Regions from separate parts of the Homo sapiens genome. Here region 2 is linked to region 1. The links are chromatin loops, found by intact Hi-C in ENCODE. Cell type or tissue: endothelial cell of umbilical vein. All regions are shown on one strand. Each heading gives the region's core, and the rest is flanking DNA. Links, peaks and the distances in the headings are about the cores only. Region 1 overlaps BTBD9 (BTB domain containing 9). Region 2 overlaps BTBD9 (BTB domain containing 9).

The links. Hi-C counts contacts between places; a loop is a spot of excess contacts. Peaks named below come from ENCODE experiments on the same cell type or tissue, not always from the same donor. Only the 100,000 strongest peaks of a DNase experiment are listed, where the experiment ranks them.
Region 2: a loop joins it to region 1, with 2.4 times the contacts of the local background. A loop is called at or near these places in 1 of 110 quality-filtered maps.

What each region holds. Positions count from the first base shown.
Region 1 is chr6:38,191,576-38,195,973 of GRCh38, reverse strand. BTBD9 (BTB domain containing 9) reads left to right here. Exons shown (of 11, transcript NM_001099272.2): 10 at 3,377-3,455. Among named protein-coding and RNA genes, the nearest start is that of BTBD9-AS1, 290 kb to the left of the region's middle. RefSeq lists enhancers at 3,276-3,785, 3,786-4,295. In endothelial cell of umbilical vein, for the core only: no CTCF peak of the experiment used is centred there; a DNase peak (open chromatin) is centred at 2,203; H3K27ac peaks cover 525 bases.
Region 2 is chr6:38,258,294-38,262,691 of GRCh38, reverse strand. The region is part of intron 8 of BTBD9 (BTB domain containing 9); the gene reads left to right. Among named protein-coding and RNA genes, the nearest start is that of BTBD9-AS1, 220 kb to the left of the region's middle. In endothelial cell of umbilical vein, for the core only: no CTCF peak of the experiment used is centred there; DNase peaks (open chromatin) are centred at 511 and 2,681; H3K27ac peaks cover 2,417 bases.

The sequences.
Region 1 (4,398 bases), core at 204-4,203:
TGTTTAATGCTTATGTGTATTAGACATTCTACCAAGTTCAAACAGTACAGAAAAGCACCAAAGTAAACTAAATGGCTCTTGAAATTCTTCCGTCCAAAGCTAAAATCTGGACCAACATTTTGGCAAACATTCTTATAGACATCTATGTTTTAATACATACGTGTATAGTTCTGCACATGTGTGCATGGGAAAGAATAAAAAATAATTTAAAAAGTAAATAAGTTTAAAATTTTTATTAAATAAAAAATAATTAAAAATTTAAAAATAATACGTATGTGTATAGATACATATTTAAATTGGACATAATTGGGACCTCATTCTAGATGCGTTTCTGTGAGCAGGTGACTGGTGTTATTTCTGTCAGCATTCCGGAGAGGGTAACGGTTCATCCAGTCAGAGCCAGTATGGGGTTGGGACATCAATCCTGCGTGGGTTTTTTTGTTCTTATTAAGCTTTTTTGTTTTTATTAAGACCATATTTATTTTTTAACAATTCACTGCTCCTGTTCAAACACCCTCCTCTCAGCGCCCAGCCCTGGCTCTGAACTGGGCGGGCTGCCATGCCTCTAGCAGTCTGTTGTCTTTCCTGGAGGTTTTGCCTACTAGAGAAGAGATTCTGGGTACCTGGTGAGTTGGAATATTTATGCAGCTATCAATAAAGCCCAATAAACATGGCAGTCAAGGTTTTGCATTGACTAAACAATGCAGGTGGTTTTCTGGCCCTGTGAAATCTCAGCCAAGGCAGCTCCTTTGAGGTTTCATAGTGATTGCAAATGTGGTGACCACTCTGGTGCCACCTTGTCATTTCCCCTTCAAGCAACATGGCAAGTTATTCTGAAAAAGTTCAGGGGAAATGGAATCTGATGGGGGGAGACAGATGCTCATTTCCTTGTCCTAACCAACTTCCCTTACTACTGATACTTTGGTTTAGAATTGCTATCCGGCTCTGCTGAAAATGAAATCATATATTCAACTCTCAGGCTGAAGTCCAGTGTGATTAGACATTAATGCAGTGTAATGGAAGATTGGTATTAAATTGAGACCTTCTGATCTTCTTACTCCTCAAAGTTCCCTCCCGCTCAGACTGCTGCCCTGCCAGCCCTGCCTCCCCTGCCTCTCCTGCCTCCCCATGCAGAAGCAAGGGCAGTGGGGCCAGAGCCCAGAGCCCAGACTGACGTAGGGAGAGGAGAGTGGAGGCAAGAGGAGCAGCAAGGGAGATAGGGGAGGGAGACCCAGGTTCAGGCCAGCTCTGCCCAGGACGGCTCCCAGCGAGACCTCACTGCCTGGGCTCCTCAAACCTCCTCTACATCTTGGAGGGAGGAGTGCGTGGGACCACAGGGCCGTGATTCTGGGCCTGCCTTCACTCTCAGAGCCACACGCATGTTGTTGAGGACTAAGAGCTTCCAACTGTCCAGAATCACTTGGATATTTGACAGGCATTGAGCTAAAAGGCTGAAAAGAACAAAATCTTTGCTCAGTTTCTTCCACTCCCACCGCCTCCCCAAGCCAGTCCTTTTTGTGAAACTGACTTGAACCTAATAGCTGTCACCAGCTACTGTCACTCATCCTACTTCTTTTTCTCTTTCTGGAGGCGTGGCCTGAGAAGCAGCCAGTGGGCCAGCTTTAGTGTACTCTTAGCTTCCTTTAGGGACAGGGATGGGACTCTGATGTCCCAAACAGTGTGAACCTTGGCCAGGGGCTGCTCCCTTCACTTCCCCTCACCTGCTGGAGGAAGGACATGAGTGTGTGGTCAGTTCCACTGCTTGGCTCGCAAGAGACAGCTAGGCCTGTGGAAACCCCACAGGGCCTTGCAGGCTCCCCTGCCGGCCCATGGGCTGCATCCCATCTAGCAAACTCCCCAAGAGAGCTGGGGGTCTGGGAGGACAGCAGTCGCCCACCGAGAAAATAGGCCACCAGCACAAGCCCTGGGCATGGTCAGATGGCGTCACCTTCATGTGTGAATAAGAGCATTTTTATGGAGACAGTGATTTTTCTTTGTTTCCAGAACACTGGTTTCAGGGGCACAGACTTTACACACAAGATGGTAATGACTTTTTAATGACCTTAAGGGGACTGGTGTCCAGGCAGCAGTGAATCAATCTCAGTGGGAGGTTCATAGTGAGAGGGAAGATGGAACACCTGAAACCAAAGGGGGAAAAACAAACTGCAAATACATATATATTTTCTTTGCTAACATTACTTGGTAATTAGACAATTACAGGAAACAGCTTCCAGCAGCTGGCATTTCCACTGTGAGAGCGGAGGAGGGATGGCAGCAACTGTGAACTCCTCACATTTATTACAGAAAATATTATTGGAGTTTACAGTCGTGGGTGCCATGCACTCCTCCAGTGCATTCTGATGAGCTGCTGAGCGTTCAACCAAGAGCAGAACTCCTCCTCTCAGGATCTGCTCAGGGCCTGCTCTGCTGAGTCTTAAATGAGCTGGCCTGGCCCATGCTGATCAATGAGGAATTGCCTTGAAAATATCGGGGATGCTTTCGAAACCACCCAGACAGAGTCAGGCCAGTCTTAAGAATAGACAGTGTCGGGGGCAGCGTTTTGGAAGCAGGAAAGAAGGGGGTAGAGGCCTGTGGAGAACTTGCCACAACCCCCATGTGCCATCACTCACATGGTGGGGTCAGAGGGTGGTGCAGGACCCCCACTGCCCCAGCCCAAGTGCTGACCTCTGCAGCCCTCCTGCATGCCTGCCCTCTTCAAAACTCTCCTCCTCCCAGAAGCCTGCCGAGCTGAGTAGCTGCTCCCGCTCAGATGCGCATCTGATGAACGACTGAGGTCATTCTGCCAACAGCCCTGGGGTAGGCCCCATCATGGCCCCATTTTATAGATGGGGAAATGTATTTATGAACTCCTGCCACCATGATTACATCTATTTGTCCGCACTTTTTTTTTTATTATTATTATACTCCAAGTTCTAGGATACATGTGCACAACGTGCAGGCCTGTCACATATGCATACATGTGCCATGCTGGTGTGCTGCACCCATCAACTTGTCACCTAACATTAGGTATATCTCCCAGTGCCATCCCTCCCCCCTCCCCCCACCCCTTGTTGTAATGAGCTTGGTCTGCCCTTTGTGCTTGTTTATGGAGGGCTTTGTAAGAAGCCTAAGTGACATTCACAGATGGGGAGGAGTGCCTTCTGTGATGGGATTGTAAGCTCCTGAATAGGGACACTGTGTATGTCCTGCCTCTCTCAGCCATACGTTAGGTGCAGCCCAGCTGCCTGCCCCTCCTATAGTGCAGGTCTCCGAGGACAGGAAGCCCTCCCTCCTCAGTGGACATGACTCCATCGGCCACACTACCAGAGAGTCAACTGCACCATCTAATCAGGCAAATGGTTGTTTCCTCTCACAGGTCCTGGCAGTCAGTAACTTTTGAAAGGCAGCCTGCCTCCTTCATCCGTATCGTTGGGACACACAACACAGCAAATGAGGTAAGGGTCTCTTTTCATGAGAGGTGCCATGAGATTTCATGATGTACAGGTAAATGCTACATCCTGAGTTAAGTGGAATTGTTTGTTCTGCCTGCTAATGGCCTGCTATTCAGACAGCTTGGTGTGGAGAAAGTCCTGCAGTTGCACAGTGGGGTTATCATTATCATTTTTGGATATCTCTTCATTAGCAAATGAAAGCCAGCCCCTATTGCTTTGCTAATTCCTACAGCTCTCTGTGGAATCGGCCAACCACAGAGGGCTTGAGAGGTCAAACACCCCATCCCTTGTCTCTGAGTCCTCAGCCCTCCCAAGTGACAGCAGTTGTATGAGGTTTCTTGCCCCTCTGAGCGTGGCGTCTAGCAGGCGGCCGTGCTGCAGACTTATCACTCCCCTGCTGTTTCGTAGTCACACTGTGTCAAGCGTGTGCCTCCGAGGAACCTCTGGTTTAAGAGAGGCAGCATAGGAAATGATGGGTCGAAATGCAACAGGTAGATGAGAAACATAAAAGTAGCAACATTTCTGCAATTTTACCTTTCTGTGATCTTTCTCAGATTTATGCAGGATTGGCTCTATGGTGTGCCACCAGGACAGTCGCATGGGACCCAGTGCTTGAGGTTTAATGCTCTGTGGCACCATCTTGAAATGCTTAGGGTCTTTTTACCTTTGAATTGTGTTTTATAAATGAAGCTCCACGGCACAGCGGAACACACACCAGGACCTTGGAGCCTCAGCCCACACGCAATCCCGCCTCCTGCCCCTTCCCACCTTCCTGCCATGAGCTCTCAGCCACCCGCTCCCTGAGCCAGGATGCCTGGGTTCTGCTTGGCCTGCCCATCCTCATCTCACCCATGATCACTGCCCTCTCTACTCCCAACAGGGGCCCTGGCACAGGGATGGGCGGAGCCCGAGTCTGGTGTGAGTCCTGAGCTCAAGTCACAGGATA
Region 2 (4,398 bases), core at 197-4,196, 67 kb before region 1:
TCAGTCCACTGGGTTTGCATTGAGTCACTTCTGACTCAAGCCACAAAGAAAAGAGTTTTGAAAACATATTCGCTATTGAATTTTGTATCAAAATACCAGCAAGGAGAGCAATTAGTTGCTGTAAACTGAACCCCTGGTAATCAATGGTATGCAGCCAGCCAGAGCATTTATGGAAGATGTAAGCAAAATCACATCTGCTAATCAATTAAAAAAAAAAAAAAGCCCAGCACTTCACTGCTTTTAGGGAAACTGCACAATGAGAATAAGGGAAGATGGAGGAGACAACATATATAATATCACCAGGCATTTCATGCTGTGCTCATTAGTTAGAGAGGTTTGTGGCAACAGCTAAACACCGACCTGATCTGCATCAATAAATCTTGGCCAGCAACTTCCTTTATTCAGCCCCTTTTGAAAATGGCTTCTGATCTATGGGTGGAAGTGTGCTGTGTATGTTTAAGGAGCTCATTTCAGTTAAGGTCATAGAGAGTGTCTGTCCTGGATGAGCTCACCATGCAAACATTCCCAGCTAGTTTACAAGTCAGAAATAGCTCTCTGTTGTTGCAGGCACAAAGACATAAGAATACACTTTGCAGGCAGCCAAAGAAGTGAAGGGAATTGGTAGAGCAAAATTCCTCTCAATGGAAAAGCAGAGGTTGAATCAGTTTTTCCTTTAGTATTCTTCAGCTGCAGTTGCTTTTTTCAGTCAAATCAACAAAGGGGTTTAATTCCTGGCTAAGCCTAAATTCCAAGCAAATGTGCATCCTAGGCATGAGTTAGAAGTCCTCTTTAAAACTTCAACATGTAGGTTGAGTCTGAGCCCTAGGCTCGATGACCTGAGATCCGTCAGTGTCCCTTTTCCACTCAGGAGTCACCATGACCCCACATCTCCAGTCCCTGGGGACTCTTAATAGAGGACTAGAGAGAGGATGTCTCAACCAGTATGAGCACTTGGCTGCTGTTCAGAAAAAAAGAATTTAGGCCAGAATAAATTAGTGAGGTAAAGATCGATAGACTAGGCTAATAAAAATTAATACCTTCAGCATGCAAACTATGATAGGCAGTGGATTAATATCCTTTAAATATAGAGGACATTTTGTAAGTCATTAACAAAAAGATACATATAAGTAGAAAATGGGTAAAATGTTCAAGCTCAATAAGTTAAAAATTGCAGATTAATAAGATATTTCAGCTATCAAATTAGCAGTATTTTTAAACATAATATATAATATTGGTGATGATGCACAGAAACAGGCATTTGTTATGCAGTGCTGGTAGTGTTAATATAAATTGGTATAGATTTTTGCTTGGGGTTGGGGGGAATAGAAGTATACAGCTATTTTATGATATACATCAAAGCCTCAAGATGTTATATGCCCTGTTCCAGGAGTTTCACTTACAGAATCATTCAAAGACAATAATCATAGATTTAGCTTAAGAATGTCTATCACAAAATTTTCATAATACGCTGGACTCAGTGGCTCATGCTTTTAATCCCAACACTTTGAGAAGCTGAGGTGGAGGGATTGCTTAAGGCCAGGAGTTGGAGACTAGCCTAGGCAACAAAATTAAAAAAAAAAAAATATCAGCTGGGCGTGGTGGTGTGCACCTGTAGTCCTAGCTACTCAGGAAGCTGAGGCAGGAGGATCACTTGAGTCCAGGAAATTGAGGCTGCAGTGAGCTATGATTGTGCCACTGCATTCTGCAGCCTGGGCAACAAAGCAAAACCCTGTTTCCAAAGAAAAAAAAAAGAATTTTCATAACAGTGAAATATTAACTACTTAAGTGTCAGATAATAATAGATTGATTAAATAAAGTATGAGACATCCATACAGTGAAATACTATGAAGTCAGTACATATGATGTAGAAGAATATTTGATGTTACAAAAAGATATTCATAATAGACCATTAAGCAAAAGTAGCAAGTTACAAACCATATGCACTGTGTGTATATGTTTTAAAAGTTACTGGAATTTCAGATTACCTTCATTTTAAGATAATAATTTGCCTTGAAACAAATTGGAGGACTTTTATAGAATAAGCTACTTACAGAGCATGATATATACAACTTAAAATTTTCCTCAAATATGTTATCACTCCAAGAATATCTACTAGAACATATATGATACTCATAATTTATCCTTCTTTTTTTTATCTTCTCCATATCCCATATCCTCTTCAAGGCTGTCATTTTCCATGAAATGTTTTGAGATGTGGTTAGGTTCTATCCCAAAACGGACTGACCATTTTCATTTCAGTCCTCTGTAGAAACACTAGCTTATGATTATCTAGAAGGATAGGGAATATGATAAACCTAGCTCTCCATAAATAATTAAAAATCCCACTGGGGAAAATAACCTCAACATTATCTTCCAACAACAGTTATGGTAACAGAACTGTTAAATGAAGAGAATGATTAATTGATTTGAAGTTTTCCCCTAGTTTTACTCTACTGTGTCAGAGTTACGAATGATTTCAATCCAGAACATATATGGAACATATGCCATGAACAGAGCCTACATGTTTGAAGCAGAGTTTTTAAAAAGAGAAAGACCAAACATCTTTCTAAAGTTCTTATAATCAAAATAAGAACCAGACAAACATAGGAGCAAAAAATACACTTTTAAAAGTTACTCAAAATAAATATAAATTAGCATAGGCTGACTGCATAAAAGTGCTTACAGACTAGGATAATATTTGAGGAAATGACTAATGAAGGAAATGATTCACGTTCTTATAAGAAAATTAGTGTAATCTAAGAGTAGAATTTTGGGCCACTTAAGAACAACAGAGTGGAATCCTTTCTGATTCATTCAGGGTACTTGGAGAGATTAAACACTCAGGCGTATTAAAGAGAATCAGTAGGTATCATCTACTAATGCTTTCCAAACCCATTTAACAGTTTTCTCTACTTAAAAGATGAGTTCAAAAATATTAGGTAGCATGGGTTTAGTAATTGATAGCAAACAGAATTACAATAGAAAATAAGGAATGAAAGGGAAGGCGAGCCCTTTAGGAGGCCAGGCGAGAGGGTAGCTTGAGGCCAGGAGTTTGACCCCGCCTGGCCAACACAGTGAGACCCTATCTCTACAAAATAATCTTTTGTTTGTTTGTTTTTTAATTAGCTGGGTGTGGTAGTGTGTGCCTGTAATCCCAGCTACTTGGGAGGCTAAGGCAGGAGGATTGCTTTAGCCCAGGAGTTTGAGGCTGCAGTGAGCTATGATTGCACCACTGCACTCCAGCCTGGGCAACAGAGAGAGAAGCTGTCCTCCCAACCTTCCCCAACAACAAAAAAGGTAACGGTGAAGGAAAACGGAAAACACAGGCAATCCTAGTCCTCAGTAATAGCTTTATATGTGATACTAAACTGAACTTGTGCAAAGGATTTTCACTGATTATAATCATAAGATTAAGGGAAAATAATACAAGCTACTTTTATAGAGTGATAGGTTAGAGGTTGTAAATTGTGAACCAGATATGTAAACTGAGAGTAATGGAAACATTTGGCAGTGGGATTACAGAAATGGGCTTTTGGTGAAGGTACCAGGTTAGAACCTTGTATCATTTCCATCACTTAGTTACTGTATGAGTTTAGACAAGTTACTTAACATGCTTTAATCCTCACACTTTCAATATCTGTAATTTCATAATAATAGTGCTTGCTAAGAGGATATTTAGAAGGATTTTAATAAGACGAATTGTACAGAGCACTTAACATAGGGCCTAATACACAGTTAACATTAAAGAAATGTTGGCCATCATGATCATTATTATTGATTGTTTTTTGTTTTTTGTTTTTTTGAGACAGAATCTCGCGCTGTGGCCTGGGCCAGAGTGCAGTGGTATGATCTCAGCTCACTGCAAGCTCCGCCTCCTGGATTCAAGCGATTCTCCTGCCTCAGCCTCCCGAGTAGCTGGGATTACAGGTGCCCACCACCACGCCTGGCTAATTTTTTGTATTTTTAGTAGAGACGGCGTTTCACTGTGTTAGCCAGGATGGTCTCAATCTCCAGATCTCATGATCCACCCGCCTTGGCCTCCCAAAGTGCTGGGATTACAGGCGTGAGCCACTGCGCCCGGCCATTATTGCTGTAGTTACAAAGAATAGATTTGCTCAGCAAGCACTGACTGAGTTTAAGCTCCATGTGAGACATTATGTGAATGGTATAGAAAAAATCAGTAAGACGTAGACACTGCCTTCAAGGAGCTCACTATCTATGCCAGCTGGTAGAAGAAGCAAACACATATGACCAACTATAAAGCAGTAAAACACATAGTTTGTATGGGAAGGACTTTTAAGGTTGAAATAATACAAAACAATATCTGTCTCCCCTGTGGCACTGTCAGAAGCAAAACACTAATCCTGTACTGCAATGCTCAGATTATTTTTTAAAATT